Linked DNA regions of Homo sapiens: region 2 is linked to region 1. Evidence: chromatin loops called from intact Hi-C (ENCODE). Cell type or tissue: MCF 10A. All regions are shown on one strand. Each heading gives the region's core, and the rest is flanking DNA. Links, peaks and the distances in the headings are about the cores only. Region 1 has its middle 110 kb from the start of RBMS3-AS1. Region 2 has its middle 27 kb from the start of MIR466.

Region 1 (16,651 bases), core at 6,246-10,245:
CTGCTGTGCTAGCAATGCGTGAGGCTGCGTGGGCGTAGGACCCTCCAAGCCAGGTGTGGGATATAATCTCCTGGTGTGCCATTTGATACACCCGTTGGAAAAGCACAGTATTAGTGTGGGAGTGACCCGATTTTCCAGGTGCCGTCTGTCACCCCTTTCTTTGACTAGGAAAGGGAATTCCCTGACCCCTTGCCCTTCCCGGGTGAGGCGATGCCTTGCCCTGCTTCAGCTCATGCGCGGTGCCCTGCACGAACTGTCCGGCACTCCCCAGTGAGATGAACCTGGTACCTCAGTTGGAAATGCAGAAATCACCTGTCTTCTGCGTCACTCACACTGGGAGCTGTAGACTGGAGCTGTTCCTATTTGGCCATCTTGGCTCCACCCTAGTATATTTGAAGTTCTAACCCCCAGTACTGTAGAACATGACTGTATTTGGACATAGGGCCTTTAAAAAGGTGAGTAAGGTTAAATGAGGTCATAGGACGGGCTCCTAATCCAATAGTATTGGTGACCTTATCAAAAGAGACACCAGCTAGTTCTTTCTCACTCTGTGTGCAAGCACCAAGGAAAGGCCATGTGAGTACACAGCAAGAAGGTGGCCATCTACAACCCAAGGGAAAATCCTTTCCCAGACATCAACCTTTCTGCCATCTTGATTTTGAACTTCCAGCCTCCAGAACTGTGAGAAATAAATTTCTGTTGTTTAAGCTGCCCCATCTGTGATATTTTGGTTATAGAACCATGAGTAGATAAATATAACCTCCATCCTTGGGAGAACAGGCAGGTAAATTCTGGTGGCTGCAAAATCCCAAGTACTAATCCATCTTACTTAGGGAGTTTTTCTTGGCTATGCTATAACCATTAGATTCTCCTGGGAGTATCAGGTTTTCTTGTTATTTGTACCACCAACCCTGACTCCAACCATATCAAAATTCTTTCCCTGGAATTTTTTTTTTAATTAGGACTTAGAGATGACATAAATCAGCACAGCTCTGGTACTGGTCTAAAAGGAAGGAGAATAAAAAAATTGGAATTAAAAAAAAATCAAAGATGAGAGGCAGAAAGAAAGTTTTGCTGGTATTTAATTTCTTAGTTCCAGATGTGTCTGAGATCGGTTACATTTTGCTCCCCCTGCAGCTTGATTTTTAAGCCAAATATTAATACATCTCCTCCTTGAGAATCAGGCATATAAAATTGACTTTCTTTTATTTGGAATTAAAATAATATAAATCTCAAACAAGACTTCAAGTTTTCTAGATTCTTCACGTCTAAAAGTTTTAAGAACACAACTTAAGAATTAGAGAACCCCAGCTGGTTCTCAGCACACAGAAGTTATTCTGCAAGGAACAAATATACCTATAGTTGGAAAAGCTGCTATAAAAAATGAGACTTTTATCTCTGACTTTAGAATCAGCACAGTAATGGAAACACTTTAGAAACTCTAAAGCATTTTATAGTTGCATTGTGCAGGATAATTCTTCGGTTTACCTGTCAACTACAGTAAGCCACTGAAATGCAAGTTTCCTCTAGTGCTATTAAGTTGCCCCATACAATTCATAAGGTATGCTGTGGTATAATCTACCCGGACATAAGGGAAAAAAAGTATCTCTCTCTCAAACAAAGATAACACTTTCCAGGAGGGAGGGAGGGTGGTGACATGGTCAGGCTGAAAGCTGAGACATGATCACATGAAGTTGCCTGTACAGGAAACACCTAAGACGTGCTGCAGTGCCCTGACCCTGACTTCAGACTTTAGATGGTCATTCTAGAAATCTCTGAGTGACATTTTGAAAATATGGCTGTAGTATTTCATTCTCTTCTAAGTTCTTGACCATTCTTTTCTCTACCAAAGAGCAGACTTTATGCATCCTGCTGAGCCACTAGAATATTTCTAAGACAGTAGTTCTGGAGGTTAACTTTTCTAGATACAAATTGGATAATAAAGAAACTCATTATCCTTAGTCTCAACTCACATGAAATCCTGAGGGTCCATCCTGAGCCATCTGAAGGTTCAGATATGTCAGTGTTGATTTCACCTTTTGATTTAAACAGTACCTTATCCCATTCCTACAGTGAAATAGCTAAAATCTGCTATAGTAATGAAATGAATTGTTTTCATGCCACTCATCATATATACTATTCAGTGCCGACAATAATTATGCCTCACAAGTTTTTCCTTAGAATCTCAGAACTCAATAAAAACAGTCATTTAGTACTTAATGAGTAGATAGCACCTAATTAGTTTTAGTATCTCGAATGCTTCAGAGGAAAGGCAGCTTATTAGTAGGAATTTCTAAACATATATTAAGCCTTCTAATGCCCCTGTAAGTGCTATAAACATTTTAACATTTTAGTACAAATGCTGAGAGAGTCAGTTACTTGCCATACCACCAGACATAAGTTAGTAAAGATGAGAGTGAATTCTAATTTTCAATCCATTTCTTTCCCTGCAGAACTCAACAGAGTTCCTTTTAATGGCGGACAATATAGCACAATGCAACTTCTAGGGTTGTTATGTGATTTGCTTCTGATGCAATGCCTTTTATTTTGTGTCCCTGGTGCAGTTCTTCTATCATTACAATGGAAAATATGACAGCTCAATGCAGAAATGTGTTCAATCTAAAGTAAAACACATGCAGAAGCATCAGGACTCAATTCAAAATTCTGTTAATAAACATCACTGACAGAGTATCTTAGCTTAGTTAGCAAGTCAGACTTCTGTGACATTAAGGTATGTGCAAATCTGAAAAAGCCTTCAGCATTTCCACACAAGTCTGCAAGATTTAGGATTGCAGCAGGCTGAATTTTTCTGAAGGCATTTCCCAGGTATAATAACAGGCTGGCACATTCAAAGCACATTTTTCTAGGCAGGTATTTACTTAATTGCTATTTAATGCACCTTCAGACATAAAGTTCCCTTGAGTCAAAATGAAATTACTCAATAGCCACAGACCAATCCATGAGACTTATTCCCAAAATATAACCCAAACACAGCACCTCTTGTCACTAAGAGAAGTTTAGAGAGATGGGAAAAAAACAAGTGGCTAGCCCTTCTCTTTCTCTTCTGTTAAATAACATTACTTTCATGACCTGGTTTCTTGAGATTCATCTAATGGGGACCTCACAACCAATGCTATCAGCCAATTTCTGCATACTCAAAGAACACACCAACTATGCTCTCTTACAGTATTGTGACTCCAGTTGAGCTTTTTTATAGATTATGAAATATTTAAATCAAAGAGGTATGAGGAATAATATAGTCACCATGCTGCTTCACAAAGAAAATGCTAATACAGTTAAAGTCCTGTGTGTATTTCTGTACCATTTCTTCCCCAACACCTTTCTCCCAGGAATAACCACTATATTAAAATTGGCATTTTATTGTTTCTCTGTGTTTATTATTTGAGATTCATTCATACAGATATGGATTTTATTAATTTCACTGCAGTACTGCATTCCACTGCATTAAGATACCATATTTTATTTATTCAATGTTCTATTGATGGACATTGGAATTATTCCCATTAGGAGCTATTAAGAACAATGCTGCAAAATGCCTACATGTACATGTCTGCTCAGATATATGAGCAAGAGTTGCTTTACGGTATATAATATCTAGGTTATGCACAGTCTGCTACTCCCTCAAAAGGTTGTACCAAGAGCCTCTGTACTTAAAAGCCTGTTTTAAGTGATATTTACAGAGTAATAAAATGTTTAATTTTCTAATAAACTTAGTATCTTCAAGCGTTTTAATTTTGCCAGCACTCATAAAATGGAGTAGCTTTTCATGTTTATTGACCATTGTCTTCCCTTTGTAAATAGTCATTCACCTCTTTTCATTTTTCTTTTTATTATTGATTTATAAGCATTATTTACATATTATAGATTCTAAAAATATATAGTCCTGATTGGAACATGAATATGGAGGGCTTTAATAGGGAAATTGCCCCCACAGTGTATTTAATTAAATATCTAAAGTGGTTTTATGTAGTGAAAAGAATGTTTGTGTTTTTTTTTAAGATATAAATTCATGATAGATATATAGTAAACGAAGTAAATGCCAGGAAAAAGAAAAACTTGAGCAAGAACATAATCAGTGTACTTAAGAACCTCAGTTTTAAGTAATTATAGCATAATAAAATGTAAATATCATGCATTTAACCAAAAAGAGTGACATAATTTTATTGTCAAGTAGGTTTGTGTGGGGAAATAGGATGTAATAAAACTAAATTCTCATTTTATATAGCAGGAAGTCAGTAGATAATAGATACAATTTTTAAAAAAGTGAATTGCATGCTACTTAAAAATATGGAGAAAAACACATCAATAATAAGTTACTAAAATACTTGAAAGCATTTGCCTCTAAGGAGTAGAATAAAAATAGGCAGGAATGAGACAGGGAACGGTTGGTTTTCAGTACAAATGCTGTATTAATAATCAACTTTTAAAAGTTATACATGTATTACTTTGATATAAACATTAAATTTACAATTTTAGCTATACCTATCTATGAAATTTAGAATTTTAGGTATATCTATCTATAGGCATATAAATAGATTACAAACACAAACATAAAAATAACATAGGAACCCATGAACCAAATGTTTAATAGTGTTTACATGGGGTCTCAAGGTTGTAATTGACTTTTATTTTCTAGTTAATACTTTTCTGAGTTCTCCAATATTTCTAAAATACGCATATATTTATTTCTTAGCACAATATTGGTGCTATTAATTTTTAAAGTGAAAGGAAATAATTAAAAAGAACAAGATTATCCTTCAAAGGGTGTAGGAAATGGACTTCAAATGATGGGAGGGGAGGCCAAAAGCAAAGAACAATTAGGAAACCATGAAGGCCTGAACTAGAGAGTGTCCATGCTAAAAAGTTCAAATTAACATGTTTTGGTAAGAAACTTAACTTAATGTGGGAAAAGTTTGAAGCATAAATTTTGAGAGCCTTTAAATTCTCTGGTTTGGGCAAACTGGTGTTCCCATTCACTGAGATAGGAAATTTGTCTTGTAGAGCAAATTGAGTTCCATTTTAGAGATACTAAATCCTTTATTATGCTGCAATAGTTGGAGTGGTCTAACTGCTGTAACTAACAACTGCAATTCTCAGTGGCCTAACAAAACTTGACTCTTCTTTCCAGCAAAATCTGGTGCAAATGTTTCTGGCTGGTGAACCTGTGAAACTATCATCTTTTAATGCTGTCGGGGAAGAGAAAGAGCTCGGGTGATCGCACAGACCATGATACGGATGATACACAGAAGTGATCTGTGTTGATTCTAACCACATCCCATTAGCCCTATGTCTATCATACAGCCTGCATAACTGCAAGGAAGGTTGGCAAATGTCTAGTAAAACACAAATATGAAGCAAAGGTTTAGGTGGACACATAGCATTTTCTCCACTCCAGACCTCCTGGTGGGGAAATTCAGGAGACAGAAATGTCCAGCTGAATTAGAAATCTGAACGAGAGAAAACGTTCAATAATGTCATTACTTAAATGGTAGTTGAAGTCAGGATTAGGTGATTTAGGGGGCGCATAGACTAAGAAAGAATTGGCATGGAACCCAAGAGAATGTGTAAACATATGCAAAGGAGGAAGGAAGAGGCAGAGAGGAAACAACCAGAGACAGAAAGTTAAATCAGATGAGAGAATCAGTGAAGGAAGAAACTCTATGATGCCAGATGTTAGAGAAAGGCAAATCGAATTTGGACAGGAAAACTTTTCTATGTTGATCTTGGCAACTAGAAAGTCATTGGTAGCTTTCACATACAAGGATTAAGTAGGTTTGGAAGCAGGAATCAATCTCTGGGGGTTGTGGAGAAAGTGGGAAATGAGAAGTATGAATGAATAACAAACATCTCTTTCAAATCCTTAAATACTTTGAAGGGAAGGAGGGCCAGAGAGCAATTAGAAGAGTAGGGATGAATGGGTGATGGAGAACTCCATATATTTTCTTAGTAACCATTTCGTTTCCTATTTATATGAGTCAGAAACACTTAATTACCAAATAGATTCTGATCAATGTAAGCACACTGGTTTTCTGTAATTCCAGTGCAAAAGAATATACTGCTTTACTCAGACTGAATGCCCATACCAAGAGTTTTGAATTATCAATTACAACTTGCCAATTCTATTTACTATTTACGTTAATCTGGGGCCCCAGTGTGAGAGGCCATGTTCCCCATTAAATCGCTCAAACATGTAGCAGGCAGGAATTCTCATAAAATTAAATTTTGTAAGGGGAGGATTTAGATTTTGTAGAAAATGTAAAATAGTGTAGCATTGGGCAGGATTAGAATAAGAAAAACATGATATTGTGGGAAAGGGGAGGGGAGCCAGAAGAAAAATTATGTTTGCTAACAAAGTAATTAAATGCTCTGTGGAATATCCATTTAGTTATATATTTAAATGGTTTAATAATTTTTTAAAATTATAAAATATTTATTTTTCTTATATTCCTTTGTTTCAGTTTTTTTGGTAGCAACATTTAACATTCGGACTTACTCTCTTAACAAATTTTAGTAATTTGTTAATTGCTATATAAAAATAGAAACAATTAGGGTAACTATCCAGAGTCTCCGGGAAGGTGGGAGGGCGCTTTCAGGATTTCGATGACCACTCAGCCTCAAAGCTGTGTTGTCTGTGAGATAGCATTAGATACAAGATCATGTTGTTATCCAAAGTGATTGTGGAAAATATATTAAACTAGGGGAGAGGCTTAAGCTGTTTAAGAGTATTTGCTTCCCTCCTCCTGCACCCCTTGGTATAGGATTCATCAGTTCATAGGCCTGAAAGCTATCTCTTGGTAAGCCTAAAAAGTCAGAGCCTGGAGTTCTGATACCTTTGTTCCTCCTAATTGTGTCTCCCCAGCAGCACAAGTGCAGACATCCCTGACCACAGGCTAGGAAACTCACTTAATACTTTTCAGCAGCTTACCAAGAGGAAACAGGGGGAGGGAAATCACATTTTCACATGAGAAATTATGATCAGCTGTGATCCTCTGTCAGCCCATGAATTTCAACTGGTGCTGCATTTTCAAATTCACTATTTCAGTCCTAATCAGTCTGTGGAAAGCAGTCATGGGGGTTATACTTCACAAGCAGTTTGGCTTACTGAACACTCAAAGGAGACTGCAAGCGAGCTTTCAGCTGATAAAATTTGCTCCTCAGAGTACAAAGGGAATATAAGTAAATCTGTCTTTATAGGCCCAGCATTTGAAGCAAACTAAAGAATAGCTTGAAAGCATTTGATTGTCAGAGATTTGAGGCAAAGCCTGGATTTTCAATAGGCGATGGGCTGGGGCATCCTCTGTGCTGAAGGCGGCAGGAGTTTCTCAAAGCCCTACTGAGTTGGAAATGGAAGGACACATTTTATTTCTAGTGCTAAGAAACATCTGGAGGGGAAAGCCTTGCTTCTTGTAGTTTCCTTGGATATTAGAACCTGTTCTACAGAACCCACAAATTCCAAATACTTTTCCCAGATGAATCCCAAGAGGCAAAATTTTAGGTGGACTTTGTCATAGAGTTACTGTATCTAAAACAGCTTTCCATTACCGGACTTGGAAATAAATAACCTCATGGAAGTACACATATACATGTAAGATTAAGCTACTGTTTCCATTTTATTTTTGTTTGTTTTCCATGTGGGGGTAAAAATTTCAGAAGTGTATAGTGAAATTAATGTGTTTAAAATAAATCCTACCTTATTGAAAAATCAATAATACTCATTGTTGAAGTTAAAAATCTCTCTATGTTAGAAAAATGCAAAGCCTAGAAGTAGCTGCTTTAAATTATTGAGTTTATGTACCCAGACCCACAAGCACGCTTGCTGGATTGTAGTCTGTGGTGCCCTCTGGTGGAACAGAATCACTATCGTGTCTCTTAATCCTTAAAACCAAGTGTCAATGTTCAAAGAAATCTAGATTCATTTTAGACAGATGTGTCCTAGGATTTGAAAGACTTCCATGAAGTGTAATGCCAGCTGTTTTGGGGGGTGTGTGTGCGTGTGTGTGTTTTGTTTTGATTTTTCAATGAATAGAAAGTCCCCTACTTTTGAATATTCATCCTATGTTGATTTGTTCAGAATTTGAGGCTTCTATAGATACATTTTTGAGGTGTGCTTTAAAAAAAATTATTAAAAAGAATTCTGGTAATTCCCAATTCCATAGTTTTAGAAGTAGTAACATTTCTAAACTTTGTCTTTGATAACTTAGTCTTATGACTTGTTTGGTGTTTTTAACCACATAATCTAAAATTTACTACCAGTAAGAGAAATGCCTACTTAAATGGAATCATTGGAAATGATGTTGTACAAACAAACAAGTAAAATAACACCACCACCAAAAATGAGACCTATTGTGAATGCAAGCTTGATTTGCAGCATGTTTGCCCATTTTCACAACCATTGTAGGTTTGGGCCCTATTCATAAATAATACTGTTAATGGGAGTTCATTCATGATTTGGCTCTCTGCTTGTCAGTTGTTGGTATATAGGAATGCTTGTGATTTTTGCACGTTGATTTTGTATCCTGAGACTACGCTGAAGTTGCTTATCAACTTAAGAAGCTTTTGGACTGAGACAATGGGGTTTTCTAGATAGAGGATTATGTCATCTGTAAACAGACAATTTGACTTCCTCTCTTCCTATTTGAGTAACTTCTATTTCTTTCTCTTGCCTGATTGCCCTGGCCAGAACTTCGAATACTATGTTGAATAGGAGTGGTGAGAGAGGGCAATCTTGTCTTGTGCTGATTTTCAAAGGGAATGTTTCTAGCTTTTGCCAATTCAGTATGATATTGACTGTGGGTTTGTCCTATATGGCTCTTATTATTTTGAGGTATGTTCCTTCAAAACCTAGTTTATTGAGAGTTTTTAATATGAAGGGATGTTGAATTTTATCGAAGGCCTTTTCTGTGTCCATCAAGATGATCGTGGTTTTTGTTTTTAGTTCTGTTTACGATAAATTACATTTATTGATTTTCATATGTTGAACCAGCCTTGCATCCGGGGATAAAACTAACTTGATCATGGTGGATGAGCTTTTTGATGTGCTGCTGGATTCCATTTGCCTGTATTTTATTGAAGATTTTTACATTGATGTTCATTAGGAATATTGGCCTGAAGTTTTCTTTTATTGTTGTTGTATCTCTGCCAGGTTTTGGTATCAGGATGATGCTGGCATCATAAAATGAGTTAGGGAGGAGTCCTTTCTTTTCAATTGTTTAGAATAATTTCAGAGGAAATGGTACCTGCTCCTCTTTCTACCTCTGGTGGAATTCAGCTGTAAATCTGTCTTTTTCTGGGCTTTTTTTGGTTGGTAGGCTATATATTACTGCCTCAATTTCAGAACTCGCTCTTGGTATTCAGGGATTGAACTTCTTTCTGCTTCAGTCTTGGGAGGGTGTACGTATCCAGAAATTTATCCATTTTTTCTAGATTTTCAAGTTTATTTGCATAAAGGTGTTTAGAGTATTCTCCAATGGTTGTTTGTATTTCTGAGGGTCAGTGGTGAAATCACCTTTATCATTTTTTATTTTGCCTATTTGATTCTTCTCTCTTGTCTTCTTTGTTAGTCCAGCTAGCAGTCTATTTTATTTATTTATTTTTTCCAGAAAACAAGCTCCTGGATTTGTTGATTTTTTGAAGTCTTTTTCATGTCTATATCTCTTTCAGTTCTGCTCTGATCTTGGTTATTTCTTGTCTTCTGCTAGATTTGGGGTTTGTTTGCTCTTGGTTCTCTAGTTCTTTCAGTTGTGATGTTAGAGTGTCGATTTGAGATCTTTCTAGCTTTTTGATGTGGGCATTTAATGTTATAAATTTCCCGCTTAACACTGCTTCAGCGGCATACGAAAGATTCTGGTATGTTGTCTCTTTGTTCTCATTAGTTTCAAGGAACTTCTTGATTTCTGCCTTAATTTCATTATTTACCCAGGACTCTTTCAGGAACAAGTTGCTGAATTTCCACATAGTTGTGTGGTTTTGAGTGAGTTTCTTAATCTTAAGTTCTAATTTGATTATGCTGTAGTCTGAGAGATGGTTCCTTGTGATTTCAGTTCTTTTGCATTTGCTGTGTTTTACTTCTAGGTATGTGATCAATTTTCGAGTAAGTGCCATGTGGTGCCAATCTGGGAACACAGCTAACAAGGGAAGTGAAGAGCCTCTTCAAGGAGAACTACTCAAGGCATTGCTCAAGGAAATCAGAGAGGAAACAAATGGAAAAACATTTCATGTTCGTAAATAGGAAGAATCAATATTGTCAAAATGGCCAAACTCCCCGAAGTAATTTATAGATTCATTGGTATTCCCATTAAACTACCATTGACATAGGTATTATGGAAAAAAGCTATTTTAAAATTCATATGGAACCAAAAAAGAGCCCGTGTAGCCTCGACAATCCTAAGCAAAAAGAACAAAGCTGGAGGTATCACATTACTCAACTTCAAAATATACTACAAGGCTACAGTAACCAAAATAGCATGGTACTGGTACAAAAACAGACACATAGACCAATGGAACAGAATGGAGAACTCATTTATAAGACTGCACATCTACAACCATCTGATCTTTGAGAAATCTGACAAAAACAAGCGATGGGGAAGGGATTCCTTATTTGATAAATGATGCTGGGAGAACTGGCTAGCCATATGCAGAAAACTGGAACTGGACCGTTTCCTTACACCTCATACAAAGATTAACTCAAGGTGGATTAGACTTAAATGTGAAACCTAAAACTATAAAAACCCTAGAAGAAAATCTAGGTAATAACACTGAGGACATAGGCACGGGCAAAATTTCATGACAAAGACATAGGCATGGGCAAAGATTTCATGATGAAGACATGCAATTGCAAAAAAGATGCAAATTGCAACAAAAGCAAAAATTGACAAATAAAATTTAATTAAACTAATTTTTTGTTGTTGTTTTGAGATAGAGTCTTGCTGTGTCACCCAGGCTGGAGTGCAGTGGTGTGATCTTGGCTCACTGCAACCTCTGCCTCCCAGGTTCAAGCAATTCTTCTGCCTCAGCCTCCCAAGTAGCTGGGATTACAGGTGCCCACCATCAAGCCTGGCTCACTTTTGTGTTATTAGTAGAGATGGGATTTCACCATGTTGGCAAGGCTGGTCTCAAACTTCTGACTTTGGGTGATCTGCCTGCCTCGGCCTCCCAAAGTGCTAGGATTACAGGTGTGAGCCACCGTGCCTGGCTGTGATGTAATTAAACTAAGGAGCTTCTGCACAGCAAAAGAAACTATTAACAAACAGACAACCTACAGAATCGGAGAAAATTTTTGCAGTCTATTCATCTGACAAAAGTCTAATATCCAGCATCTATAAGGAACTTAAACAAATGTACAAGAAAAAAAAAAAAAAAGTGGGCAAAGTACATGAACAGATACTTCTAAAAAGAAAACATACATGTGACCAACAAACATGATAAAAAGCTCAACATCACTGATCATTAGAGAAATGTAAATCAACATTACAATTCTCACACCAGTCAGAATGGCAATTATTAAAAAGTCAAGAAACATCAGATGCTGGCGCAAGGCTGTGGAGAAATAGGAATGCTTTTACACTGTTTGTGGGAATGTAAATTAATTCAACTATTGTCAAAGACGGCGTGGCAATTCCTCAAGGTCCCAGAATCAGAAACAGCATTTTATCCAGCAATCCTGTTACTGGGTATATACTCCAATAAATAGAAATCATTCTATTACAAAGATACATGCACAGGTATGTTCCTTGCAGCACTATTCACAGTAGCAAAGACATGAAATCAATCCAAATGCCCATCAATGATAGATTAGATAAAGAAAATGTGGAACATATACACCATGGAATACTATGCAGCCATATAAAGGAATGAGATCATGTCCTTTGCAGGGACATGGATGGAGCCAGAACCCATTATCCTCAGCAAACTAGTGCAGAAACAGAAAACCAAACACTTCATGTTCTCATTTATAAGTGGGAGCTGAACAATGAGAACACATGGACACAGGGAGGGGAGCAACACACACTGGGGCCTGTTGGGGGTGTGTGGGGAAAGGGAGAGCATCAGGAAAAATAGTTAATGCTTGCTAGGCTTAATACCTAGGTGATAGGTGCAGCAAACCACCATGGCACACATTTACCTATGTAACAAACCTTTGCATCCTGCACATGTACCCCAGAACTTAAAATGAAATAAAATACAATAAAATATATTTTAAAAATTAGTGGCTGAATATGGTGGTTCACGCCTGTAATCCCAGCACTTCAGGAGGCCATAGCGGGTGGATCACGAGGTCAGGATATCGAGACCATCCTGGCTAACAAGGTAAAACACCATCTCTACTAAAAATACAAAAAATTAGCCGGCCGTGGTTGTGGGCGCCTGTAGTCCCAGCTACTTGGGAGGCTGAGGCAGGAGAATGGTGTGAACCTGGGAGGCGGAGCTTGAAGTGAGCTGAGATCACGCCACTGCACTCCAGTCTGGGCGACAGAGCAAAACTCTGTCTCAAAAAAAAAGAAAAGAAATTAGTAACACTGATTTCCTTCCTTCCCAACTTGAGAAAATTGTAAACTTTCCAAAATGTTCGAATCTTATCAGAAGAGATTCTACAGAATATGACACTCTGAATTACCTCAGAAATGCAAAGTGTGTTTTTGAGAGTGTGACAATAATAAAAAAGCTTAAGCCAAACAAAATTGGACATATTTGAAGACAACAATGAAAAAAACAAAACATAAACAAAAAACGAATTTTGCCTCTGAAAACCAAAAGCTTTAATAAGATGCATTAGTTGAGAGAGAAATTAAAAATTGTCTTAAGGATCTGGACACATAACCTGAGGCCCAGAGAGATGTAGTATCCTGGTCACGTTCTCTAAGTAGAGAGCCCACTGTGACCTATGGAACCCAGGTCTGATTTTAAAGTTTGAGTGCTTCCATTCTGCCAGGATTTCTCTCCATGAGGTAAAGAGCTGGGTCCTATCTGAATAGGCAGGTGTGCATGAGCCCCTATCTACAAGTGTGAATGTGTGTGTTCCCATTGTTCATGTTGTAATGTATGTGCATGAAAAGACAATATTTCCAACCAATACAGGCATGTTTTGAGACAGTAGAACATGGTTCTGAGAAGCCTGAGTACAAAGTAAGGGCTTACTCACCGAACAGGTTATTGGTTTTACCTTCCTTTTGAGACCATCCTGCCAAGCAACTATCATGCCAATGGCAGCACTGTGGTCACATAAGAAGGTCTAATGATACTAAACTTTCCAATTTTACAACTGAATCCAATTTACCCATTCTATTCTTACCCAGGAACATTGTGGTTATAATATGGGTTCCAATTTTCTCCAGAAACAAAAGAATCTGATTATATGTTCACAAGAATCCAGTCTCCATAATGGTCAGTGTCATTTCATTCAATAAATTAGCCTTTTCATTTTGCATCAATTTATTCATTCATTCACATGTTCAAAAATTATTTATTGGTCTTGGCCTACAGAGGACAGCCAAAAAATTATTTACTGGGAGACATCCAGTTTCTCTCAGGATAATGCTGCTTGAATACAAATGTTTCTACTTTACTTACCAAACCCATACAGAGCATTTAGAAAAGAGAGAGAAAGAGAGAGAGAAAAATTACAATCTATGCCTATAGCATTACAAGGAAAGAAAACATATTACAACCTTCAATTTATGTACAATTACCTGAGAAGCCCATGCCAGGGTGAATAGTCAAACATATTACACAGAAAAGAAGTAGATGCAACTGGGAAAAACTAACATCATCATCATCATCATCTCTGTCTCTTTCTCTCTCTGTCTCTGTAATCACTCTGGAGAAGCCAGCTGCCATGTTCTGAGGACACTCAAGCAACCCTATGAAGAAGCCTACATGAAGAGGAACTGAGATCTCCAGCTAACATCCAGAGAACAGAGGTCTCCTGCCAACAGCTTGGAAGAGAATCCCTCAGCCATAGTCAACCCTTTAAGTGACTGCAGCCCTGGCTGACATCTCATTGCCACCTCATGAGAGGCCCTGAGCCAAAATCTCCCCCTTAAACTGCTTTCCAAGTTCCTTTCCCACAGGAACTGTGGTATAATAATTGTTTCTTGCTTTAAGGCACCCGATTCAGGATGATCTATTATACAGCAATAGATGGTAACTAATGTAGGGCGGGTCAAATGGAAAGGATTTGGATGTGCCTACGACCACAAGTATTAGTCTTGCAAGAGTAATGCTTTCTGGAAGAGATGAGCTATCTTAATAGGGAAAGTCTTCCCTTGGAGGCTTGGCAGTGAAGGGAAAGAACAAAGCAAGTTTATAAATTAAGGGTCTAAAAGAAACATGAAAATTACAGAATCGAAACACACAGCCCTCTTCTATTTCACAAACACTACATTTAACAACCTGCGTTTCACTGTGCCAACCAAAAAGTACATTCTTGAACTAAGAAACCTGATAAACCACCTAAATCCCAGACTCCCAACACAGAAACTCATGCTATTATTCACCCAGGAAAATTTAGGACATTTAAAAACAAACAGAAAATGGCAAGCAATAACAATATAAAGCTACTGTAAGAAGAAAACAGAATATGAACATCAAAACTCCTCAGCTAATTAAAATTATGTCACCTGCATGTGAAATCATAAAATGGAAAACTTGTAAAACAGTACTCTGATATAAATTAAATATCTTTAAACGAACACTTGTAAATATGAAAGACCTTAAATTAGACAAAAATTCAGACTAGAAATGGGCCAAAATAGGAAGATGTGATATGAGTGTTGACAAATCCTAGGAAGTAAATTGAAGAAAAATTCAACATTATCTCAGAAATAAAGACTAACATGACAAGGCTGAACACAGTGGTCCACGCCTGTAATCCCAGTAGTTTGGGAGGCCAAGGTGGGTGGATCACTTGAGGTCAGGAGTTCGAGACCAGCCTGGCCAACATGGCAAAACCCCATCTCCACTAAAAATACAAAAAACTAGCCAGGCGTGATGGCGGTTGCCAGTAGTTCCAGCTACTTGGGAGGCTGAGGCACAAGAATTGCTTGAAGGGAGGCAGAGGTTTCAGTGAGCCAAGATCGCGCCACCGCACTCCAGCCTGGGTGACAGAGCCAGACCTTGTCTCCAAAAGGGGAAAAAAAAGACAAAATGACAAGTAACCTAGGTAGTGAAGTATCAACTAAAATAGAAAAGACATTAAGGAGAGGAATGAAGCAGACGAGAAAAAGAAAGAGTGATAAAGTGATACAGAAGATAGGCAGAAGATCCAAGAAAAACAATGAAACAAACTAATGTTTAAAACTAACTATTTAAAACTATAATCAAAGAAAACTTTCCAGAAATAGAAAATCTCAATCTATTTATTGAAAGGGGTCAATATTCCTGGAGAATCAAGGTTGGGACACATCCTAGAGAACAGACTGACAGGCTTTAATGCTATAGAAATAAAAAAATTGGTTATTCCAGAATAAAAAGACCACATTTCTCTCTCTCTCTCTCTTTCTTTCTTTCTTTCTCTCTTTCTTTCTCTCTTTCTCTCTCTTTCTTCCCTTCCCTTCCCTCCCCTCCCCTTCCCTTCCCTTTCTTTCCTTTCTTTTCTTTTCTTTCCCCTCCCTCCCTCCCTCCCTTTTCTTTCTTTTCCTTCCTTCCTTCCTTCCTTCCTTCCTTCCTTCCTTCCTTCCTTCCTTCCTTCCTTCCTTTCTTTTCTTTCTTTCTTTCTCTCTCTCTCTCTGTCCTTCCTTCCTTCCTTCCTTCCTTTCTTCCTTCCTTCCTACTGTGTTACCCAGGCTGGTTTCAAATTTCTGAGCTCTAGTGATCTTCCTGCCCCAGCTCCCAAAGTGCTAGGATTATAAGCAGGAGCCACCACGCTGTGCCAAAAAGACCACATTTCTTATGAAACATAAGATCAGTAGGATCTTGACAGTAATAAGCAAAATAAATAATAGTGGTACAAGAAATTTCAGTAAATTCAAGGAAAAGATATATGACTCACAATTTTACATCCAGCCAAATGTCTTTCAAGTATTGAAACTGTAGGAAAGCAAATTTAAACATTCAAAGACTTGAGGGATATTATACTCCAGACCCTTTCTTGAAGGGTGGACCAAAGGAAGACCTTCATCCAATGGGGATATGGCAAGAAAAACCTGAACAGAAGGAGTAAAGTAAACATTGGCTAGACATTTTTTTAAGATCTAGCAATACAACAAAGCTGAAGACAAGGGAGGAACAAGAGTACATAAGGTTATGTGACCTGATCTAGTAGAAATAAACATAAAAAAGAAGAAAGAGGAAAATTGAATAAATGTATTGGTTGCTGAATAGATAACATGTGGGAGCCAAAGGATAATATTTAAATTTCATAAATCAAATAGTAGAGTACATAAGATGAAAATATAATGATAATGATGATAATAATGATAATACTAATAATAAAGTGTTTATTTCTACCAACTATTAGATAACATCAATAACAGTTTATTGTTTTTGTTATTATCATTACTTTATTTAGCCACATAGTATTTTGAAATAATAATAATTGGGTGCCTTTAAATAGGGCATATACTGTCCAATTCCCACTGGGTCTGCACTCCTATAATGTCACTTATTCACATTCCCTGCCGAGTCCCAGAAGGCA
Region 2 (16,651 bases), core at 8,089-12,088, 1.1 Mb before region 1:
CAGGGTTCTTGTTATGTAGATGAAGCCTCCAGGTAGCAGGCTTCGGAGGGAATAGATGGTAAATATCTCCTATGGGACCCAAAAAGCTGTCAGACTCTTAGTTCAATCTCTTCTGGGTCAAGAAAAAGCCTGGAAAAGGAACGGGATTCTTTACAAATTGTGAATTTCCTCCACAAGAGATGGCTTTGCAGGGCCATTTCAAAATATGCCAAAGAAATATATTTTGGGGTAAAATACTTTGATTTCCTTTAGGGCCTACTATCTTTCAAGTAATGTTATACCAGGGTCAGGTTGGAGTTGGGTATCTTATTGCTACAGAGTCTGTTTTGTCAGTCCTACTATCTGATCTCTATTTTAATGTTAATGCTGGTCAATTGTGCCTAAACTCCAAAGGGAGAGAGTGTAATAAGGCATGTCCCACCTCCCTTCCCATTATGGTCTGAACTAGTTTTTCAGGTTTTTCACTCCTTGGACAAGTGGGTGTGTCTGTTCAGTTAGCTAAGGGACTTAGAATTTGATTTTTGGTTTACATTAACATATGAAAGGGGGATACACACTGAGTTTGAAATTTACTTTGAAATGCAAATTAAGATTGATGAATATAGAGAGACAGAGGGGTAGACATATGATAAATAAAGCCTAGTAAAATATTAGTGGTAGGTTCTGGGTGGTGGGTATGTGAGTGCTTGCTGTAAAATTCTTTCAACTTAGCTGTTCTAATAGTTTGTTCATTCACTTGAGTTTCCTATGTTATTGATCATATAATTTCCAAATGATGACTACTTGTTTTCTCTTCCAGTCTTAACAGCACCTCCAGTATCATGTTGCACAACAGTGATGATAGCAGGTGTGGTGGATGCTTTGGATTCGTTTGCTAAGCATCTTTTCCAACCTCACTCTGATGTGTTTATTGGAGGAGGTTCAGCAAATGAAGCAGATATTTTGCTGGCGTGGATTTTAGAAGAGTGACATGTTGCATTATTGCAGAAACTTTCTTGTGAAGCCCAAATTTCTGAGATGGTTTCAGTTAATTTAGAAAGTTTATTTTGCCAAAGTTGAGGACACGCGCCCGTGACATGGCCTTAGGAAGTCCTGACAACATGTGCCCAAGGTGGTCGGGGCACAGCTTGGTTTTATACTTTTTATGACATCAATCAATATGTGTAAGAAGTACATTGGTTTGGTCTAGAAAGGCAGGGACAACTTGAAGGAGGGAGGGAGCTTCCAGGTCACAGGTAGGTGAGAGACAAGTGGTTGCATTCTTTTGAGTTTCTTGTAAGCCTTTACAAAGGAGGCAATCATACATGCATCTGTCTCAGCAGAGGGATGATTTTAACAGAGAAGGAGGCAGGTTTGCCCTGAGCAGTTCCCATCTTGACTTTTCCCTTTAGCATAGTAATTTTGGGGCTCCAAGATTTTCCTTTCACATTGTTCAATAGGCAGGTACAGATAATTTATATCTCTCATTTTGAAAAAGTATGTAATATATATGTAAGCTACATTGCATAATAATAAACACATGTGCTGTACTCACAACCCAAGTGAAGAATTAGAAATACTATCAACACTATTGAATCTGCCTGTGTATATTTCCATGCTTTCTCACTCTGCCACATGCCGCATGCCCCAGAGATAATCACTATTTTGAATTTTGTTTATAAGACCCTTTGCTTATTTTTTAGATACTATTATCACATATGGATATGAGCTTGTTTGTGGGCTGACATTGTGTATGTCATTGCTTGCTTTCATATGCCTATAAAGGTATTATATTGTATTAAGTCTTCTAGTTCTTGCTTTTTTCTCTTAACAGTATGTTTCTAAGATTTATTCCTATAGTTATTTATATCTGTAGTTCATTTAATTTTTAATGCTGTCACATTAGAAATAGTGTGAATATTCTGCAATTTATCCAATCTCTTATTTGCAAACAGTTTTAGCTATTCCCTTATTTGCTACAATACTGTTATGAACATGCTAGTTACTGTATCCTGTTATACATGTGCAAGAGTTTCCCTAGGGTATGACCAACCAAGGAATAACTGTGTCTTCAGATATGTGAATTCTCAAATTTACAAGAGAGGGCCAAATTGCTTGCCACAGTCTCTCTATTTACCCTCTGTCAAAAAGTGCATGAGTTTTCATGATTCATCTCCTTTAGGACACTTATCAGATTTCCTAATTTTTGCCAATCCACTCTAAAATGATATCTTATGATCTTAATTTGTATTTCCTTCATTGGTAATGAACATTTTTTTCTTGTGTTTATTTGCTATTTGTAATTCTTTTCTGTATGAAGTATCTGTCTTTTGTCCATTTAAATTTTTTGTTTTTTTAATCACTTTGAATAATTCTTTTTGTATTCTAAATATTATTTCTTTGTCATATGTATGTTGCAATATTTTCTCCTGCTTTGTGCTTGTCTTTATGTACTTTTAGTGTTTTATGATGAATGGATATTAATTTTAATATATAATTTGTCAATGCTTTTGCTTATGTTTATTGAGTTTTGTGATTTTAAGATTTTTTTCCTATCTTGGATCACATTCTATGAATAAAATTGGCTTGTCATTTTCATGTTCTTTCCTAGTTTCGGTGACAAAGTTATTTTGCTTTCTTAGAATGGATGGGGACTAATATTTCATCTGTAAGTCTCTAGAAGAGTTTGTGTATTTTGGAACCATTTATTTGAAAATTTGATAGAACCTGACTGAAAAATGACTTCCCTGTGTACAGATTTTTAATTATTGGTTCTATTTTCTCATACAATTTAGGTTATATTTCTTCTTGAATCAGTACTGTTATATTTTTCTAGTAAGTGTCCATTTTATCTGTTGTCAAATTCATTGTAATACAAATTGTTTATAATGTTATTTTATTCCTTTTTACATCTGTGTGGAATCTGTTCATATGCCCTTCTTTTCATTCCTAATATTATTTATTTTTCTCTCCCTTCTTCTTCCCATCCCTCTACCCCTGGCTAATGATTACTAGGCTTTTGTCTGTCTCAATAGACTTTTCAAAGAACCAGCTTTGGCTTTTTGATCCTGTTCTCTGATCTGCTCTTATTTTATGTTCTTCTTCTTCGTTTTTTTTTTTTTTTTTTTTTTTTTACTTTTTGGGTTCATTTTGTTTTCCTCTAAATTCTTAAATTGGATGTCTAAAAAATTAACCTCCAGCTTTTTTCCCCCAATACAAGCATTTAGAGCTATAAATTTCTTTCCAGATATCAATTTTGCCTCAATGTACAAGTTTTGATAGATTTAATTTTAATTTAAATTTACATATAAATATTTTTAAACTTCCATTATAATTTTGTAATCCTCTTTATTTTTATCTTTAGTTTTTGTTTTATTAACTTATCTGCTCTTTTCTTTATCCTCCTCTTCCTTTATTTTGATTTATCCTGGTGTTCTCTTTCTAAATTTTTAGCTCAATAAATTTCAGTCTCTATTGCTGTTATACCTATTCAAGGCTGTATATTCTTCCTGAAATATCACTTTTGCAGTTTTTCACAAATTCATCCCCGTAGTTCCTCATATTCCAAATTTTCACTGTATGAATTTGTGCTACGTGAATGGAAAGAGCAACTAATTTTTTTTCTTTTTAGATAGATCTGGAGACTCTCACATTTTCTCATCTGCAAAATGGGGTTTTTGTCTGTTAAGGCTCTTTCAATTCCATAAGACAAGAAACTCAGTTCCAATCTATTTAATAGAAAGGGAGGCTGGGCACACTTCGTGCCTCCCTTGTTTCAGGAGTCATGCCTGTAATTCCAGAACTTTGGGAGGCCAAGGTGGGAGGATTGAGGCCAGGAGTTCAAGACCAGCCTGGGCAACATAGGCAGACCATGACTTTACAAAAATTAAAAAAAAAAAAAAAAAGCCAAGTGTGGTGGCACATGCCTATAGTCCTAGCTACTCAGCTACTCAGGAGGCTGAGGTGGGAGGATAACTTGAGCACAGGAGTTCAAAGCTGCAATGAGCTATGATTATACCACTGCACACCAGCCTGAGCAACAGAGTGAGACCCTACCTAAAAGAAAAAAAAAAAAGTGGGGACGGTGGGAATGTAGTGACTCATGTAACTTAAGAGGTCAGGGATATGTATAATTTAAGAGTATCTTTCGGATTGGCTAAAACAAGGTGAACAAAGTCTCCAGTCTCTATTTTTTGTTTTTCCATTTCTTTTCTGTGATTCCTTTGTGTTGTCTGGAATCTCAGGCTTCCCATAGGAAGATTGTCATAGTAGCTTCCATCTAGAGACAAAGCAGCCAACTTGCAACACCATGGTGTCAAACATGAAGATGAAAACCACAAAATAAGAACATCCCAACAGAAAGAAGCATAGGTTCCTGATTGTATCATGATGCTGCCTCATACTTATGCTTCTATAAGTATAGAAGCATACTCTATGCTCACTTTTTAAGAGTTATTACATGTAAGATTTTGTTTCTTCTTGCCAAATGCAGTCCTAACTGAAAGCATTTGAAAAGCTCATAATGCAGAGACTCGCCCAAACCAAATGCTCAATGAATCATAGCAATTACCACTTCAACGCTCCCTAGGAGTGCTATTTTCTTAGAGGGTATAAACCTTACTATGCAGCTTACCAAACCACACTATGTGGTCGCTATCTATCAATATTTTATTTTTTGGACTTCCATAAGGTCAAATCCCTCTTCTGAAATCAGATTCCTGCCTAGGAGAGGAAAACAAGGATTTGGGAATTTAAAAGATGCGTGTGACTTAGATTTTCTCCCCAAAGAAAAGATTGTGTCCCATGGAGCAATGTTTGAGCAGGTATGAATGGGTCTGGGGAAAGCTGATGAGTAATTCCATTTTACTGGCCTCTAGGTCATTTCAATTGTGTTCCATAAGGCACAGAGAAGACAGCCAAAGGAAAATTCAGGGTTGCCACAGCTTATGTAGTTTCCATGTCTAATCAATGAGTCTGCAGCTCATATGAATGAGAAATTTTAAATTGATTACACAGCAGTAAATGAGTACTTTACTGTCTTTTCTGTGTGAAAAATGGCTATGTTCATCCCGTCAAGTGGAATAAGATGATTACATGCACTATTGTTTTATAATAGTTATCCCATCAATAAAACATGATTTCACGTCTTTCAAGGGGAGCTAAAGTGCTAATATTTATTTTGAAATAAAAAGGAAACATTTATAAAAGCTTCCTATTTAAAGTCCTCTAAACCATTTAAATAATAAGAATAGTATTTCTAAATTTACCTTTTGGTAAAGTTATAGCTAACATAAAGCTGAAAAGATAAATAATAGTTTAGTTAAAAGGAGCAGAAAAAATATTGAATCAGAAACTCCTTCCCTCTCCCTATTCACACTGTGATAGATTGCGAAAAGGGTTTTGTTCTTTAACCGCCTTCCAGCATTCATGCCCTTTTCAAGGTGACATTATCATCTCTTCCATCAACAGTGAGGTCTAGAGACTGCCTGTGGCAATTTTAAAGTACAGTCCCCAGATTCTTTGACACTCCTTTATTGAGAGATGGGTTTATGTTTCCTCTACTTGAATCTGGGTACTTACTGCTTGACAAAAGGAATGTAGTATAAGTGGCGCTGTACCAGTGTCTGGGCCAAGCCCTAAGAAACTTAACTGTTATTTCCTGTCTCTTGTGATGCTTGCTCTTAGGACCCGGCCATTATCCCCCTGGAGAGTATCACAGGAGAGAAATTTGCCAGCCAGATGATGGAGCCATCTTGGAGGTAGATCTTTCAGCCCTAGTTCAGCTTCCCAGCTGATATCTACTAGAGCAGAGATGAACTTCTGTACCAAGCTCTGCAAAGAGCAGATTTGTGAGCAAAACAAAGGATTGTTGTTTTGAACTACTATGTTTTGAGGTGGTTTGCATAGAAATTGATAGCTGGAATACTGCCCTTGAATATGAGCTATCTGTGTGTTTTACTCTAGCCAATAGAATGGAGGAAGTGATGTTGTGCCAGTTCAGAGCCCATATGTATACTCAAAAGGCCTTGAGAGCTTCTGTTCTCTCTTGGTACCCTACCTTTGGAGACTGTTGGAAGATGAGAGACACGTGGCCAGCTGCTCAGTGACCCAGCCAACAGCCAGCCTATCTGTAGAAATATAAGACCATTCTAGACAAATCAGCCTTCCACCAAATGACCAGAGATGCATGAGCAAGTTAGTCAAGAGCCACAAAGCCTGGCCCAGACTAGAACATCTTGAATGTTTCTCTCACTACAATCATTTTGGCCTTTATCATTAATAGGATGTTGTTGTGGATGGGCAACAGATCACACCAGCAAGTCCCTCTTTCTCCATTTTTACAACAAGTTAAGGCTAAACTCCAACCATGATGCATGTCTGTTAGGAAGTAAGTATTAGCATTGAGACACTAATAGATGACAGATAGATGACAGAATAAGAAACAAGAATGTTTTGGGGTGACAAAGTGTGGTAATAATTCAAAATCATTATTAATACAAAATTGAATTTTAAAAATGGAATATATGAACAATGGAAAGCAATATAGCACTGAAAATGAGTTAACTAAAACCACATGTTATCAATGGGAGAATCTCAAGAATATAATGGTTAGTGAAAATACAACTTGGGCGGCAGAATGAAGTATTTTCCTTTTAGGTATCTAAAGTTTTGCAACAGTTGGCCATGTAATTAGACACAGATATTTGGGTGGGCTACATGGAAAAGGGTATTGATTATCGTTTATTGGAAGTAAAAAAATGGATTTAATCAGTTTTATAAGAGCTGTCAAAAGACAAAATTACAACCACTCCCCCCAAATTAGTTTAAAGATCTAATTGGCTTTTGTTTGTGATTCTAGAATCAGGCAACACGTTATTTAATAAAATAGAATAGTATTCTGCGGGGCATGAGAGAACAGTTGGTTTTTGTAAGGTGGGAACAAGGAAACAGAACAATTTTTTAAAAAGCAGGTTGGTTAACACTGGTTTACTACAGGTTACTTTTCTTGGAAGGGTTAAAGCACAGGGAACTTATGCTGACTCAGGTAGACTTGATTGCTGTGAATCTCTTGTTTTCAGGAAACATTGGTCTGTTTGGACATTTGCTTGCTTTCTTAAAGTTTCAGTCTGATGATGTGGCATTTAGCATTAGTGACCCCATTTCAGTCTGGTCTGGTCTGCTGGGGCCTTAGTGCAGAAGCTCGGTCCAAAACAATGACCTCTCTTAATTTTGTTTAATAGAGCATTTTCAAAGTTTGGTCAAGTTTATATAAAAAATAACATTTAAGCCTAATAAGCTATCTATTACAATCAATAAGCTACTGGCATTTTAACAGACAATAATTCTTGACAACTATGGAGTATATATAAACATATCAATGAATTAGACTTTAGCTTTCATTTAGTTTTATGAAAGAGAAAAGGGAATCATACATTGCTCAGAATTGGGTTGCATAAGATTTTCATAAATGTTACTTAGTATATTCGGAATATACTTGTCCTCTAATTCCATGGACTCGGTTTCTGCTAGTAGGGCATTGTTTACTTCTACCTTAATCAATGCTTTTGGGAACTGGAGCACAATAGGGCAAAAGTGCATAATTATTCTGACACATCCTGAGATTTGCATTACAGAGGCTGCCACAAGGCTTAAAGCTTGATTAATGCTTAGTGGTGAATTTCTTCTGAAATTATGATTTTCACTCTGCCAAATAGCTCTGCAGATTTTCAAGATCTGTGATTACACCAACTGAGGGTCTTTCACTCTGGGAAATGAGTCCTATCCCCACTTGCCTTCTCCCACATCTGGTCTGTGACTATATGCCAGTGCTCTGAAAACTGATCAACAGTGTTCTTTCTTCCTTTACAGTTTTGTTTTTGCGGTGGATTAGATTATATTACTCCCTCCCTGTTAGAGGTGTATACGTCCATACTTTAACATGTGACTTTGCAGTGCTTCTTGCTGTAGGAGGGGTATACCTCCCTTGTCCCCTGACCTGGGGCTTAGATAGGTAACTTACTTTGGCCAGTGGAATACTAGCAAGCATGACATAGCTGAGGTTTGCTTGTGTGGCTGAGCTTGTTCTCTTGCTTGTCATCACCACGAGAAGAATTTGTCCCTAGTAGTCTCTGGACCAGAGGTAGAGCAGATTTGAACCCAACCCACACCTAAAGCAGAACCACCAAACTGACTTGCATACATTTGAGTAAGAAAAATAAATGCTGAAGGTAAGATTTGGGGGTTGTTAAATAGCAAAAACTGACGAATATAAGTTTCAAGTTGGGTCACTCGGAGCTATGTAATTCCGAATAGACCATGATCTGAGAAAGTTTGGTAAATCTCTTCAACAAATAACTATGGCACAGCAATTTTACAACATTAAAATAAATTGAAGACACCTTGTAGACCTAATAAGTATCCAGTTTCCTCTGTTAACACAGCTTTTAATACAGGTAAAATATAGACATGAATTTCTTCTTAGATGCTCACAGGCATTCTGTTTCTTTTCTGTTGTCGATGTGTAATTTTCAAAGAGTTAAAAGCATAATTGCCATGCAAATGTAGAACGTCTACTTGTCAGCAATTTAGTCAACCTATTAATGAGAGAACAAGTGAGATAGTAAAACTGGTTCCAAGAATATATGAGGAACAGTTATTTCTAGACACTAGCAAAAAAAAATGTTAAAATAAGATTGCTAGGCTATATAGAAAACTGGTTAATGTTCTATGGGGCAATAAACATTAACTTTTAAGGTTCTCTTTTCTAGTGGAAGATGGAAGTAAATGACAACAAGCAAAATGAGAAGAAACAAAGGCTACTGTTCACAGTTTGCTGAGCAAGGGAGTCAGCCACTATTACTTGTATTTTGGAAGAGACTCAAAGGCAGGCAGAGGAAAAATCTTATTTATAGTGGTAAAAAGGGAAGGCTTTGGGGGTACTCTGATTGAAGGCTGCTGTCATGGGGGAGCTGAAGGCAGGCTAACTAGAAATGGTGCATCCCATGTGATTGGTTGGGATGCATATTTGGCTTTCTCTGGCTAGTACTAAGTTGAAAACAGAAACAGAAATTAAAGAAACTGTCAGTTATTAATCTAGTCCTACCCATTTTGGGCCAATTGTTACAGGGGCTATTTTTTGGCTTCCTGGATGGTTACTAGAGATGGTGGTCTGATTTCCTGTAAATCAGGCTGGCTATAAGTCAGAAGTAGGCTGGCTTCCTATAGATTATGGGTTGGTTTCCGGGGATGATTTTTGCAGGCTATGGATCAGAGGTCTATTTTTATATATGGTCTGGCAACTTTCTATTTGTATATTCAATCTTTCAGTACAAAATTCTACAAATTAACATATGTGTAGTAAGTCAAAAACAGATACATTCTCCTAGAAAATTAAACAATCCTTTGTGTAGGCCTATTCAGCAAAATTCTAGTATGGCATTGAGAAAACACCCTACTTTCCCTTTACCTTATTTCCAAGTTTTTGATAATGTTTTACCACTGTATATTAGAGAAGGATAAATATAGAGGTTGTTAGAAATTCATACAATTCTGGAGAACATAGACACTAGATAAGAACTGGACAGAAGCACTGTAATTATTTCAGAATACATTTAATCCAGGAGGAAAAGGCAGTATTAGAAAGATCTATGTTGGGCAGAGTTTGAACAGCATTCTTCAATCTGCTTTACCAAGCATAAAACTTGTATTTTTAAATCTTTGTCTAATTTACTTCTTTAATTTATTTCTCAGTTGGTTCACACTTCAAGAATTGAAGAGACAGATGTTGTCTCTTTTTCTCCTCACATCTTAACACTAATTACTTCCTACAAGGTATCATTCAATAAACCAGAAAAGTAAGATCAATATCACAGATGCTCTTGACCAATGATACAAGGGAAACTGGACACATAAACCTTATCTTTTGCCCTTCTCTCCCCCATCAGAGTAGCACATGAGACAACTGTACTCAGCTTTGTAAATTATTAGCCAAATTTCTTAAAATTCTTAAATTCCTTACTGGCAGGTGGCTACAATCTACTGACGCATGTGTGTTTGAGAAATAGACATTTTTCTTTTCCAAAAATGTATAAAATAAAAATCCTTCCATGCCATCTTTTGGGTGTTTCTGGCATTATGTTATTTGTCTTTACATATATAGTTGTTAATTTTGGTAGGTGTCTAATTATGGACCACTATTTCATAAGACAATGGGACAGTATTGTTAATGGGAAACATCTTCAAAATATAATATTAACTTTAAATACAAATTTAATTAACTGGTCTCAACCATGAGGAAAAAGTCTATATTTATAATTCAAATTTTATTTAAACTCTACCTTCTCAAGTACCGTTGTTATGCAGCTTACTCATTTCTACAGTGCAATTTATAACAAAAATATCAATCACCTGGTTATCCACTAGATGTCAGTCCATCCTCACACTGAGGTAACAGGTAGACTATTCATCTGGTGACAAAAAAAAAAATCTGAGAAGTCATATACTTGCCTCCCTCCCAGTGGCATGAGGGACACCACAAGCAGGCCAACTTTCCATTCTTTTTTGTGTAATATAGGCTCAGATTGCCTTTATCATTGGCTAACTGACATTGGCAAACTGTGGTCTCAATAATCTCTTGCTTCCCTCTCATTAAACATGGCAGGCTCCAACTGAATTTGAAGGGAGTAATCAATGCTTTGTTTGGCTGTGTTAAATTCATGACGCAGAATGGAACTGAATGCCAGGATCATACGATACAAAAATAAATGTGTCTCTCAATCATGTGGTTCATTTTTAATGACCCCCAGAATGGAACATTACACACCCATTGACTGTAACCATACTGCCTGGCATGACTTTAGCTGCCAGCATCCTCAACAGCATCCTCCCAACAAAGGCTCAGGGTATATTTAGGATGCACAAAATTTATAGTATAATAGTTCATATGCTCTTAACTTCATATGAGCAAGTATTTTAATCAGGATGATCCTGGTGCAGGCTCAGAGGCATTTATGTAGTTGATAATTATGGTTTCAGAAGCTCTTTGCAGGGAACAGTTTACATTGGCAGTCTCTAAATCATATCTAGTTGAGTTAAAGCTACATTTGCCAAAGTGTCCTCTGACAGACACTGGTCCTGTAGGATGTGAATAGATTATAATAAAAGGATTCATAGAGGAGAATTCCATGGAATACTCTGGAAGAAACAGAATCAAACATGTTTCTCTGATGCAGGACTTCCCAGCACTTTTAATAGTGTCATGTGCAAATATCCAAGAAGAGGCTGTAATATGTGGGTTTTCTTTTTGATTTTAGAATAATTATTTTACAGAATATTTTGCCAAAGAAGTTAATTTTGAAAAAAGCAAAAGAGACTTCTGGACTACAAAGAGATACTTAGTCTCATGTTGCCCTTCCACCCTTTCTTACTGTTTTTCTTTCTCTTTCCTTCTGCATCATATATTGAACATATTTTATGTGTCAGGCACTATGCTGGAATAAAGTAATTTAGGTGTCATGCTGCAAAGAACAAAGGGTATTACTAGGGCATACTTTTTCTAGTAATACATAGAAATCCTTGTATCTAGGTACATTTTACATTTGGAAAGTTTCAAGGTCTGCAGCCCACCTAAAATAGGCACTGGCTATTGCCGTTGGACCCATGTTGTATCAGGGAAGGAAGTAGTTCTCTATGCAGTCAAAGGAATTCTTTCAGCTGGATTTGAAATCTTTTAGTGAGGACTTGACAAGAAAAGTGTTTAACCAACAGGAATTTAATGGGAAAAGTTTGGAGTTGTCGGCAGGACAGAGGCAAGTTTTGGAACAGAATTAAGTGATCCAAAGAGCCTGCCTTAAAAAACTACATAAGGGAGAGTATTAGAGGGAAGAAAAGGGTAAAAATGCACACACAGAGCAAAAATGAAGGCATGCCATGGGAATATGCCATGTCCAGTGGAAAGCAGGGCCCTGTGGCTGAAAGGAATATTCTTGGTTTGATACTTCTCTATTGTGAGCAGTACCAAGACACTTTGTAAAGTGCACATCGAGACCTCAATGAGGCAAATTCAGGCTGCTAAATATAGATGCGACAATGCCAAAGGCTGGGCCTCATTTCCCTTGGGAAAGGCATGTGTGGTGGGTACCATCTGCTCTCAAATCTATCAATTTGCCCTAAAGTCGTTGTCCTGGAGATTGAGAATGCCTTCATTCCCATCCATGCTTGATCATCTCTTTTAACAGATTTCTAGCATTTTCTAATAAAAATGCAGAGAAGGCTAGAGGAGAGAGTGTGTGGAGAAGTGAAGTAACATTATTTCTGTTGAGAGAAAATTTAGAAAATGGTTAGGTTATGAGAATGAGCTGCATCAAGTAGAAAAATGAAGATGTGTCCTGAATCTTCAGCTAGAAGCACTGGGCTCTGATAAATACATTTAAGACTTTAACAATCATTCATATGTAGGTTTCACTTCACCAGCTTGAAATACAATATAAAATTACTCTTTAAAAAACTTTTCTTGGGCTGGGTGCAGTGGCTCATGCCTGTAATCCAAGCACTTTGGGAGGCCAAGGCAAGTGGATCACCTGAGGTCAGGAGTTTGAGACCAATCCAGCTAACATGGCAAAACCCCATCTCTACTAAAAATACAAAAAATTAGCCAGGCATGGTGGTGTGTGCCTGTAATCCCAGCCACTCAGGAGGCTGAGGCAGGAGAATCACTTGAACCAGGGTGGCAGAAGTTGTAGTGAGCTGAGATTGCACCACTGCACTCCAGCCTGGGTGACAGAACGAGACTCCATCTCAAAAACAAACAAACAAACAAAAAAACGAAACTTTTCTTGAAATTATGATATGCAGGTATACCTCATTATATTACACTTTGCTTTATTGAGCTTCTCAGATATTGCACTTTTTACAAATTGAAGGTTTGTGGCAATTCTGCATCAAGAAAGTCAGTTTTTCCAACAGCATGTGCTCACTTCATGTTTCTGTGTCGCATTTTGGTAATTTTTATGTTACCAAAATATTTCAAGAATCATCATTATATTTGTTATGATGATCTGTGACCAGTGGTCTTTGATGTTACTATGTAATTGTTGTGGGGTGCTGTGAACCATGCCCATATAAGACAGTGAACTTAATTGATAAATATCATATGTGTTCTGAATGCTCCACTTACTGGCCATTCTCCTGTTTCTCTCCCTCTCCTCAGGCCTCCTTATTTCATGAGACACAAAAATACTGAAATTAGGACAATTAATAACCCTACAAGAGCCTCTAAATCTTCAGGTAAAAGGAAGAGTTGCATATCTTTCACTTTCAATCGAAAGCTAGAAATGATTAAGCTTAAAGAAGCGATGTTGAAAGCCAAGACTGGCCAGAATCTAGGCCTCTTGCACCACACAGTTAGCTAAGTTGAGAATGCAAAGGAAAAGCTCTTGAGGGAAATTAAAAGTGCTTCTCCAGTAAACACATGAATAAGAAAGTAAAATAGCCTTATTGCTTGTATGGAGAAAGTTTTAGTGGTCTGGATAGATCAAACCAGCACATTCCCTTAAACCAAGGCCTAATCGAAAACAAGACTTTAACGCCATTTATGAAGGCAAAGAGGTGAGAAAGCTGCAGGAGAAAAGTTGGAAGCTAGCAGAGGTTAGTTCATTACGTTTAAGGAAAGAAGCCATTTCCATAACATAAAAGGGCAAGATGAAGCAGCATGTGCTGATGTAGAAGCTGTAGCAAGTTACTGAGAAGACCTATCTAAGTTCATTGATGAAGATGGCTGCACTAAGCAACAGATTTTCACTGCAGCCTTCTATGGGAAGCAGATGCTATCGGTTCTTTCATACCTAGAGAGAAGTCAATTCCTGGCTTCAGAGCTTCAAAGGATGGGCTGATTCTCTTGTTAGGGGCTAATGCAACTGATGACTTTAAGTTGCAGCCAATGTTCATTTGCCATTCTGAAAATCCTAGAGCCCTTAGAAATTATGCTAAATCTACTCTGCCTGTGCTCTATAAATGGAACAACAAAGCCTGGATGAGAGCACATCTGTTTACAGCATGGTTTACTGAATATTTGAAACCCACCATTGAGACCCATTGCTAAGAAAAAAAAATAATCCTTTCAAAATATTACTGCTCATTGACATTGCACCTGGTCACCCAAGGGCTCTGATAGAGATGTACAAGGGGATTAGTGTTGTTTTCATGCCTGCTAACACAACATCTATTCTGCAGCCTATAGATCAAGAAATAATTTTGACTTAAGTTTTATTATGTAAGAATTATATTTTGTAAAACTATAGCTTCCATAAAGAGTGATTACTCTGATAGATCTGGACAAAGTAAATTGAAAATCTAACGGAAAGGATTTACCATTCTAGATGCCGGTAAGTACATTTGTGATCTATGAGAGAAGGTCAAAATGTCAACATTAAAAGGAGTTTGGAAAAAGTTTATTCCAAGCCTTGTGAATGACTTTGAGTGGTTCAAGACTTCAGCAGAGCCTGACTAACATGGTGAAACTCCGTCTCTGCTAAAAAATACAAAAATTAGCCAGACATGATGGCGGGCACCTGTAATACCAGCTGCTCAGGAGGCTGAGGCAGGAGAATCGCTTGAACCTGGGAGGTGGATGTTGCAGTGAACCATTGCACTCCAGCCTGGGCAACAGAGCAAGACTCTGTCTCAAAAAAAAAAAAAAAAAAAAAGAAAAGAAAAGAAAAAGAAAAAAGAAAACCAAATAAGCATGACGTTTCCCTGAAGCAGGCCATAAAAGAATTCTCTGACCTACCTCCCCTGAAAATAAGTCATAAGACCCTCATCCCAAAGGGATCCTGCCTGATACCTAGAGGCCAAGAAAACTTTGAACAAGCAGGTCTTGCTGAGTTTTCCCCAGTATGTTACCATTGAATCACACCCTTTTGTCCTCCTCCTCACGCTTCTGTACCACAGTTCATAAAAACACAGTTTTCCCTGAGTCTTTGGGTCTTCATTTGTGAAGGTTCCCATGTAATACAAAACCTTTAAAACAAATTTGTTATGCTTTTCTTTTGTTAATCTGTCTTTTCTTATGGGGGTCTAACCCATAAAGCTTGTGATGAGTGAGGAAGAAAAGATTACCTTTACTCCCCTACATATACAACTCAAAACTTAAGAGAAATGGGGTCTTGACCTTGCAGCTATTTCTTCCAGAATGTTCCTTGAGTTCTTTATCAATTAATGGATTCAAATAAACACATCATGTGATGTACCTCCTAACTCCACTGCCGCTAGCTCTAAGCTCTCGGCCCTGGTAAAGCTAAAACATTTTCCAACAGAACAAGATACCTACTTTCCATTTGTATAATTAAATGGAAAAAAGACTATTTTTTTCCAAGGTGACCTAATATTGAATGATAAAAAGAAAGTTGCAAAAGGATATATACAACATGATACCATTTATGTAAAATTTAAAATCTTACCAAATATTAGTATGTATTATTGACAAAAGTTAAAAATAGACCTGAAAATAAAATGTACCGGTCTCAGGACAGTGGTGACCCTTGAATAGAAGTGATTGTAACAAGGCTTGAGGAAGTGAGTAGAGGCCCTAACTGCGTTTGTGACATATTCTTTTCAGAGTAATTCAAAGCAAATATAGTAAAATGTTAACATCTCTTAAATCCTGGCAATGGGTTCCCAGGTGGTTGTTATATTATTTTCTGAACTTCAGTTTATGTTTGAAAGATTTCATAATTTTAAATTTTAAAAAGTTTTTCTCATATACACTTCTTAAATGTTAAGTCGAAAATGTTAAGTTGAAAAAGTAAGAACCAAAACTGGTTATGTATTATAATCTCAACCATGTGCCAAAAAAATGAACAGAAAGGGGATTGAAAAACAAGTAAATCAAAATGTTAATAGTCATTTCCAGTTTGGGGCAATAGTGGGAGATTGTGTGTGTGTGTTAGAGACAGCATGTATGTTCTTTATATGTCCCCTTATTTTCTTAATGAGTGAAGGGATCTGGAATATACCACTATGGGATAAAATTATTTTGAGCTCAAGACATTTGAGAATCAACATATGCAGAAGGAGGCTTTGCCTGACACCCCCACCCCCACCTTGCCCTTATCTGCCTGAAAAAGCAGAGCCTTTCAAAAGAATTCAACTGCCATAGATTCTCCTTCAAAAGAGGCTTTCCTACATGGGGTAGGGGAAGAATTGATTCCTATTATTTGTGGGGGGTGAGGGGGTGGGATTGATTCCTATCACCAGATAAATCACATGAACTAACATTACCATAAAACTGTCATACTTCCCATCTGTTCTCCTAAGGGCCAATTTATCTGTGCCGAGTCATTCATTTTTCCATAAGTGCCTTTTCTCTCCCTCCCATTCTCCTATTAAGATGGTATATAAGCCCCAAATTATAACTGCTTCTTTGAGCCATATTTTCTGTAAGCTCCTGAATAAATGTATGTGAATAAACCTAGTCTATTTTTTCCTGTTAATCTTTTGTCAGTTTAATTTGCACTCCTCCAAGTGCTGAACTGAAGTGGGTAGAGAAAAAACTTTTCCTCCCTAACATTACCTACCTAATTTTTACGTGATTATTTAAATTGCATAAATGAGGAGTGCAGGAAGAGTGAAATGTGTTAAAAAAAAAAAAAAAAAGTCTAGCCCAGAGTTAGCAGAT

The links. A loop is a pair of places that touch in the nucleus more often than their neighbours do. Peaks named below come from ENCODE experiments on the same cell type or tissue, not always from the same donor. Only the 100,000 strongest peaks of a DNase experiment are listed, where the experiment ranks them.
Region 2: it touches region 1 in a loop (4-fold over the local background); 16 of 110 quality-filtered maps call a loop at or near these places.

What each region holds. Positions count from the first base shown.
Region 1 is chr3:30,033,652-30,050,302 of GRCh38, reverse strand. No RefSeq gene overlaps it. Among named protein-coding and RNA genes, the nearest start is that of RBMS3-AS1, 110 kb to the right of the region's middle. In MCF 10A, for the core only: a CTCF peak has its summit at 7,860 (motif pointing left); a DNase peak (open chromatin) is centred at 7,842.
Region 2 is chr3:31,126,112-31,142,762 of GRCh38, reverse strand. No RefSeq gene overlaps it. Among named protein-coding and RNA genes, the nearest start is that of MIR466, 27 kb to the left of the region's middle. RefSeq lists an enhancer at 3-568. In MCF 10A, for the core only: a CTCF peak has its summit at 10,425 (motif pointing right); a DNase peak (open chromatin) is centred at 10,412.